Linked DNA regions of Mus musculus: all the other regions are linked to region 2. Evidence: chromatin loops called from intact Hi-C (ENCODE). Cell type or tissue: left cerebral cortex. All regions are shown on one strand.

Evidence for each region. Hi-C counts contacts between places; a loop is a spot of excess contacts. Peaks named below come from ENCODE experiments on the same cell type or tissue, not always from the same donor. Only the 100,000 strongest peaks of a DNase experiment are listed, where the experiment ranks them.
Region 1: it touches region 2 in a loop (4-fold over the local background); 2 of 42 quality-filtered maps call a loop at or near these places.
Region 3: a loop joins it to region 2, with 6 times the contacts of the local background. A loop is called at or near these places in 4 of 42 quality-filtered maps.

Annotation. Positions count from the first base shown.
Region 1 is chr15:88,407,208-88,409,707 of GRCm38, forward strand. No RefSeq gene overlaps it. Among named protein-coding and RNA genes, the nearest start is that of 4930445N06Rik, 91 kb to the left of the region's middle. In left cerebral cortex, no CTCF peak of the experiment used is centred here; DNase peaks (open chromatin) are centred at 1,312, 1,650 and 2,120.
Region 2 is chr15:88,467,881-88,470,380 of GRCm38, forward strand. All of the region lies in intron 1 of Gm35831 (a long non-coding RNA gene), which reads right to left. Among named protein-coding and RNA genes, the nearest start is that of Gm35831, 45 kb to the right of the region's middle. In left cerebral cortex, a CTCF peak has its summit at 1,163 (motif pointing left); DNase peaks (open chromatin) are centred at 415 and 1,148.
Region 3 is chr15:87,624,454-87,626,953 of GRCm38, forward strand. The region is part of intron 1 of Tafa5 (TAFA chemokine like family member 5); the gene reads left to right. Among named protein-coding and RNA genes, the nearest start is that of Tafa5, 81 kb to the left of the region's middle. In left cerebral cortex, a CTCF peak has its summit at 1,374; DNase peaks (open chromatin) are centred at 442, 1,049 and 1,369; H3K4me3 peaks cover 2,342 bases; H3K27ac peaks cover 1,092 bases.

The DNA.
Region 1 (2,500 bases), 61 kb before region 2:
AGGAAGAGGAAGGCAAAGCAGAACCTTCTTCCTGTGCTGTTCAGCAGATGTGACCCCTCTGTTCATGCCTTTCAGTCCTCCAAGAGAGCTCTGAATTGAGTGCTGGCATAAATGCCCTAGAGCATACATGTCTGAGCTACTGTTCTCTGGGTCCAGCAAGGCCTTCTTGTTAATGCGTGCAATAATAAGTTGCTGAGAATCTACTCCATTGCCTGGCTTAGGGACAGGGTAAGGGTAGGGACAGAGATGCTACCTTAGAACCCACAGTGGTAGACAGCAGAGACACAGGCTCTACAGTCTCCTAGGGGAACAGCATCAGCTCTAGACTTGATGGCCTCATGACATAATGGCACCAGGGTCCACAGCAGCTTTCCTGCAGTGATGACAGTCCCAGCACCTGGGGCTGTGGTGACTTCCCCATAATCACATTTGTGCTGTCTAGAATCTCTCAGAAGCCTAACTTCCGAGTCCCGAGCACTCCCTACACAGTGTTTAGGCGCCTCTGTTACCTTCCCCCACTCGGGTGAACTGTGCCCATGAAGAACGAGAGGCCAATGCTTTTGCTGACATTTAAAAGACCTACACCACCACCCTTAATTGCAGTATCCTTTTTCTAAGGTTTAATTTAGTGTGTGTGTGTGTGTGTGTGTGTGTGTGTGTGTGTGTGTGTCTCTGTTGTGTGTGTTATGTGCCTGTATTGTGTATGTGTGTATATGTGCCTGTATTATGCATGTGTATGTGTGTATATGTGCCTGTATTATGTATGTGTGTGTATGTGCCTGTATTATGCATGTGTATGTATATATACCTGCCTCTATTGTGTGTTACATGCCAGTGTTGTGTGAGTGTGTACATGCCTATGTTATGCATGTATGTGTATGTGAGCTGCATGCATGCGTGCATGAACATGTAGTGTGTGTGTGTGTGTGTGTGTGTGTGTGTGTGTGTGTGTGTACATGCATGTGTAGTTGAGTATCCTTGGATATCAGAAGAGAGCATCAGATCACATGAAGTTGGAGATACAGGTCAGAATGTATGAGGGGTGGGAACCAAGTCCCAGTCTCTGCAAGGGCTCCTAAGTGGTAAACTATCTATCTAGCCTCCAGGTTATATCCTTCTGTTTGCTCCCGACTTGAATATTTTCTACCCAGTTTCTCTGCTTCCCAAGAAGTCTCTCGATTTTTTTGGAACAGGATAGAGGTGCACATTTCGGTTGCCCTAACTACAATTTACTGATATCTGCAGATGCTATGACTACTCGCCCTTCCAAAACACTCATCACCACCTCCCCCATCAAAGCCTGACACAAATTATCCATCACAATTAGAGTCAGACTGCCAGCCAACCCAACTCATCAGTTGGAAATACCGAGGAACGTTCCAAGCATTCTCTAGTGTTTTTGTGGTGTCCGTTTTTGTGGGTCAGGCTTAGAGAACACAGTTCCCACATTGGCTCTGATGTTCCTTCTTGCACGCAGATGGGGACCCCTTCCCAGAACCCTCAGGCCAGAGGACCCGCTGCTCTGATGGAAGTATAGCCCTGGCCAGTGCCGCTCCACCTGGCTCGCTTCTCTGTCTCCACAAGGACAATGCTGTTTTTATTTCAGCTCCTCTGAATTCTACCCACATTGCCAAAACAGAGTGCGAGGAACAAGAGGGAGAGAGGGAAAAAAAATAACCTCTTTTTAAGCAAATGAGGCTGCAGGGCCTTGGGAACCTGCCAGCCCCTTTCGACGAGGGGTTGTTCTGTCAGACTTCTCAGCAAGGAAGAAACAAGGAAATTAGTGTGTACTTTAATCGGAGACTAAAATTAGCCATCTTGGAAAACAAATCTCTGATAAATACAAGCAGGATTTATGGCTAAAATTACAGGCGGCGCAGATGGCATTTGATAGCGCCTCATCTCGGGGGGTGGGGGGGCAGCATCCCTTTCTCAGAAGATCGTCAGCATTGTGGCTACCAGGCTTGCACAGGGTGTCTTCAACCACGCCGTACCTACAGTCAGCAACCAATGGGCTGGAAGATGTCAGCATCACCACCGTGCCCTGCAAAGGTCATTCCAGCCAGCCCTGTAGTCTTTGGGTTGGTTCCTAGTTCCCTTTGCTATGAGAAAATCTTTTCTGATTTCCAGAGGTTCCTGTAAGGGAGTGCCATAGGACTTGCAGCATCTCCTTGCTCTCAACGCAGCAGAACTTGCTGTTTGCTGTTGGTGGATAACGCACCCCACCCACCTTCACACAGCCCCGCAGTCCTCCTTGCCACCACTTCTGACCATCTCTGGCCACTGTTTTGAGTGTAAACCTTGAATGGTTTCATGTCCAGGAGGAATCTTGATGCAACAGGCAAAACTCCCTGGCAAACATTTCCGGGTTGGCCTGGGCTCCCACCGTGGTTAACATTGACTGGCAGCTTAGCAGGAGCTAGACTCACCTAAGAGACAAACCTCTCAGCATGTCTATGAGGGAGTTTCTAGAATAGATTAACTGAGGTGGGAAGACCCA
Region 2 (2,500 bases):
TGGTACCTTGAGATGCATTTGTTACCAGTACACAGGCCCCCTGCTTTGAAGCCACCCCACCCAACCCTGTTCTGACTACCTGCCTCCCAAAGGAAGCACCTCCTCTGCCCAAGGAAACCATCCCGGAGTTGGAAGAACCAGTGTGTGTCGAGAAAGAGTTGCTCTGTGGCAACATCAGGACCACAAAGCAGGAGAAATGTTCTCTCTCCAGCAGAAAGCTTCATCCCAACCCCTACCTAGTCAAACCCCCAGATGCCCAGGGCAGCACCCAGGCCCGCGGAACAGTTGATTTTCATTCTTTAAAACTCCTCTGCACTGAGCTCAGTTAATTACAAAACTAGTTCGCACTTGTGATTTTGGTTTGCAGCCACCTCCGCACCGAGTAATTAGACTGTGGCATTCAGGAGCGGTGGAGCGTGACCCGGCTCAGTCTGGTGAGGCTGCTGACAAGCTCTGCCAGGCCCAAGCTTGAGCTCAGCCTGAGGCCCTACCACATTTAAGCCTGGAAGGCGTTACAGGGAACAGAGCTCCACAAATTAATTAGCAATTAAAAACTTTATTTACAAAATCAATCCGTGGGTACACGCCTTGTTAAAATGCTAACTATTATTTCCAGGCGACTTTTAAATAAGAAATGAACAGAGATGCTAGAGGTTGACAGTGTGCCATGCGAGAACATCTTCAAAAACAATTTGCTGAATATTAATGAACTGAAAATGTCATTTCTGGTCCAATTACTAGAAGTAATTAGTTTTTTTAATTATGGAGGAAGTAGAATTTTAATAAGGTCAATTTTACAATTACAGTTTAAAAAATACTAATTGTATTGTCATCACATCTTATATAATAAATGACATTAACTTGCTAACATCTGTTGATTTTCATGTAAATAAAGCAAAAAAATATCATGGCATTGGGATCCTCGAGGAGTGACAATTTAATGAGAGAAAGTCTAGGCACAGGAGGACAGGGGGACACTAATGGCTCCCAGGAGGTGATCTGGAGGCATCCCCAAAGACCTGACTGAAGGCAGCCCTGGAGACAGGAACTCCACCAGGCATTTTACACTTCACCACAAGCACAAGGCTTTGCAAAGCCCAGCCTCAGATAACTAGAGGGTGGAAAGGACTGTGGGATCCTGCTGTGACACTGTCTCCCCCTGCTGGGGACAGTGTGAGCCTGGCAGTACAAGAATACCCATCACCAAGCTCAATGCTCAACCCCTCCACCGCCCTTCCTGTCCAACCCACTTTCCCAGATCCCCACTGTGGCTTCCTGTCACAACTGCAGGTCCCTTGGACCACCGCCTCCCCTTGCTGACTGATCACTGACCCTCCTACAGTTCTTCCTGCGTTCAGGAGTCTCACCCAAATGGTTCACAGAGCCTGTTGGCTCCATGGCAATACCTGTGCAGGTATGCCTTACTCGAAGCTACCTACAACTGACACCCTATTGATGACCAAAGTTCAAGGCCCTGTCTTCTTGGACATGGTTGAATGTCGAGAAGTATATGTGCTAAGCTAATCCTCAGAGTTAGCTATTGGGGGTATAGAAACTGGGTCCAACCATAGTGTTTGGAGATGGGGCTTTCAGGGATGTGGATAAAGCCAGCAGAGTGGAGTTCATGCATATATCTTGGAAGCTTTATGAGACGGGAGAGGGGAACCACAGGACTCTGCGTGTGATGCCCTGTGGCTTCTCTGGACTCGACTGGAAAGAAGCCAGAGCCTTAGTCAAAACAAGCCTTTAACCCTTTGTAACTTATTCCGTCTGTGGTATTGGGTTGCTAGAGCAGACTGCAGAGTAGTATACAAGTGCTGGCAATGGTCCTGACAGAGTGCTACACTACTCTATTAAATGCCACCATCAGTAACACTGTATTATATCCCATAGCAACAACAAAAAATACAGTAAACAAAGCATCTTTAGCATTCACTGTGCACCCAGCTGTCAGGGCTTCTCATACACACTTTAGGGCCCTGTGGATGCTCCAAGGGTTCACACAAAGAGACAGCACACAACTAACACAGTTTGGAATGCTCTTGCAAAGGCAGCGCCTGCCCTTCACGTGCCAGCAGGCGCCAGCCACTCACGTGTCTCTCCTTACCTGCAGTGTCGCACTGGGCAGGTGGACTTTGAGGGCAGAGGGAACGGAAGCAAAGAGGACCCAGTGGGATCGGCTTGGTTCAAGGAGAGTATTGGGTTGGGTATGTCTGGGGCTGCTGCCCTCACAGAGCTGTGAAGAGCAGACACTGAGGCTGGCAAGGGAACCGCCCAGGGAGCCCTGACCATCTCCAATTCTAACAGCTGAGGGAGATGGGCTCCACTGCAGTTCTTCACTTGGCTGAATACTGTGTGGCCTGAGTGTTCTGTAGACATGAGAGTCCAGGCGTGGCCCAGGGTTGTCCCTGGCCCCGTCCACGAATCCTCATTCCACACAGCCACATGGGGGAAAGTGAACACACCTCTGGCTGACCTTGAATCCTGTTGGACCCCTGGC
Region 3 (2,500 bases), 840 kb before region 2:
GCAGCGTCCCGCGGGCGGCGAGGCGCGCAGCGTCTCCGGCCCCACCTGTCGGCGCGGCCACCCTCAGCGTCGCCCCCGGCGTCCCCAGCCAGCGCGGGCGGCTCGCGGCAGCGCTGGGCCCGGCCTCGTCCGGGCTGCGGCGGCGGAGGCGCGCTCTCCCGGCTGGGCGCGGAGGCCCGCACCGTCCCGGGCGAGGGGACCAGCCCAGCGGCTCCGGGCCGTGCAAGTTGGACTGCGGCGGACTCGGCCGGGCCGCTCGGGCCCCGGCGGCGGCGATGGTGCTGCGGCTCCTCGAGCGGCGCGCAGCCCCGGCCCTGAAGCTGCCTCTGCGCGGCGGTGGCAGCGGCGGCGGAGCGGCCCCCTAAGCCCCCCGCCGGAGCCAGAGCGGGCAGCGGCGGCGGCGGAGCCGGAGAAGGCGGCGGCAGCGGCAACAGAGCAGTGGAGGAAGGCGACGCCGATCTCTGGCGCGGGGCGACAGGCGACCAGAGCCGGGGCCGCGCCGGACCCCCAACCCGCCGGGCCGTTGCGCAATCCGCGGCCGGTCTGGGCCCTGCTGGCGGCGCGGCTCCGGGGGCGGCGGCGGGGCTGATTCATGGGGCCGCGGCGGCCAGTCCCCCGCTCCCGGGCCCCCGGCGCCCCGCAGCGCGCGATGGTGGCCGAGTGGCCGGAGCGGCGGCCGCCGCGGCCCGAGACTTTCTGCTAACCTCCCCGCCCCCGCCCGCCCCCTCCCCGGCGCCCTCCCCCGCGCCGTCCCCTCCCCCTGCCCAAAAGACACAGATCGCCTCCCGGAGTGGCGCCTCCAGTCGCGGCGGAGCGCGGCGTTGGCGGCGGATGGAGGGCGCGATCGGGCGGCCAAAGCGGCTGCACCCAGCGGGGCGCTGATGCGGCTCCTGGACCTTCGCTGCGCGACTTCGGGGGCGTCGGCCGAGTTGGCACTCCGCGATGCAGCTCCTGAAGGCGCTCTGGGCACTCGCAGGGGCCGCGCTCTGCTGCTTCCTCGTCCTGGTGATTCACGCGCAGTTCCTCAAAGAAGGTAATTGTCCCCGGCGCGCGCGGTACCCTACACTGCTCGCGGCGGCCCCTGCGCGTGATACTGTTTCCAGCACCTTCCAGCGCTGCCAGCGAGGTGGGCCGAGGCTCTGCGGGGCCAGAGTGGCCGATGGCGCGAGCCTTCCCAGAGCCCAACGCTGGATCTGCCGCCCCTCGGTGCCTCTGGGCTCATGGTCGGCGCGGATTAGGTGCGAGCCCGGGCGTGCTGGGGCCTGGCTAGCTCCGGTGTAGTACTGGAGCCCAGGCTTAAGCCCAGGCTGCAGTTGCCATCCCCTGCCCCGCAAGGCTCGGTGGCAGTTGCGCCTACCCGCATGCCATGGACCCTCGGTAGGTGGCACCAGCGCTCCACTTTGGTAGCCTGGCTGAAGCCAGTACTGAGCAGGCCAGGACTGAATGGATTGGGGGCTGGGGATGCAAAGGTTGTCAAGGGGTGAGGACTGGGGAAAACTGCACCCTGTCCCATGCTGCTTTACAGATCAGGTCGGGTACCCACCAGACTTTAGGCTAGGTGGGCAGATTTTTTTATTGCCAGAATGCCTAGAACTTGAGACCACTCAAGTTCTGGGTTCCTTTGCCCTCCTGGCTCCTTCCGGATTGCAGGATTGTCCCATCCAGTTCTCGAGACTTTGCTAAGACTTGTGTAGTACACATTGGACTCTGTGGTCACAGCGGCCCTTTGGGATTCTTTCCATTGGCTTGTTTGGTGTGCCTTGGTAGGCAACAAATAGTGGGCACTCTGAAACTTCTTGCCCTTTATAGTCTTGGTGTCTCTGGGCTCAGCCTGCTCTGGTGGGCACCAACTGTAGGTGGTCCTAGTACCCTTGCACTGGCCATGCCCCTATTGGCTAGCCTTCCCCTAGGTCAGTAGAAAACACTGAGCCCTGGAAAGTACTGGTGCAGATTCCTACAGCTGTTCTCACTACCTCCAGGTTTCTAAGGATGAAGGGGTTGATATTCTATAGCCTCCCTGCCTAATTAGTGATCTCCTGTAGGCTGGGAGCTACCTGGATCCTGGAAGCATTCTGGCCTGCTATACATTGTTAGATCGTTCTCCCTTGATTTCAAGTGCTACTTTGAAGAAAGTAGCTGGTTTTGCTGTAGGTAGGTGAGCCTGCTCATCTGGAGCTTACAGGCTCTTCTTGGAGTTGGAGGCCAGTCTTAGCCTCAAGCTTAGGTCACCTACTTCATGAGTGAGTGGTTCTGCCATGGGCTGGGGTCCCTGCTATTGAGATAACTTTCCGTGCAAACATGAGTCGTTTCCTTCAGCCCCCAAACCCACCCCCAGGGCTGTCCTCAAGTTGGTATTATCTGCTAGACAGCTGTGTGTGTGTGTGTGTGTGTGTGTGTGTGTGTGTGTGTGTGTGTGTGTGTTTGGGGGGAGGGCTGTGGAGAAGACCACATGGTGACATGGTGTGCCACAGACCCCAGGACGTGGGGTCCTTATACGTTG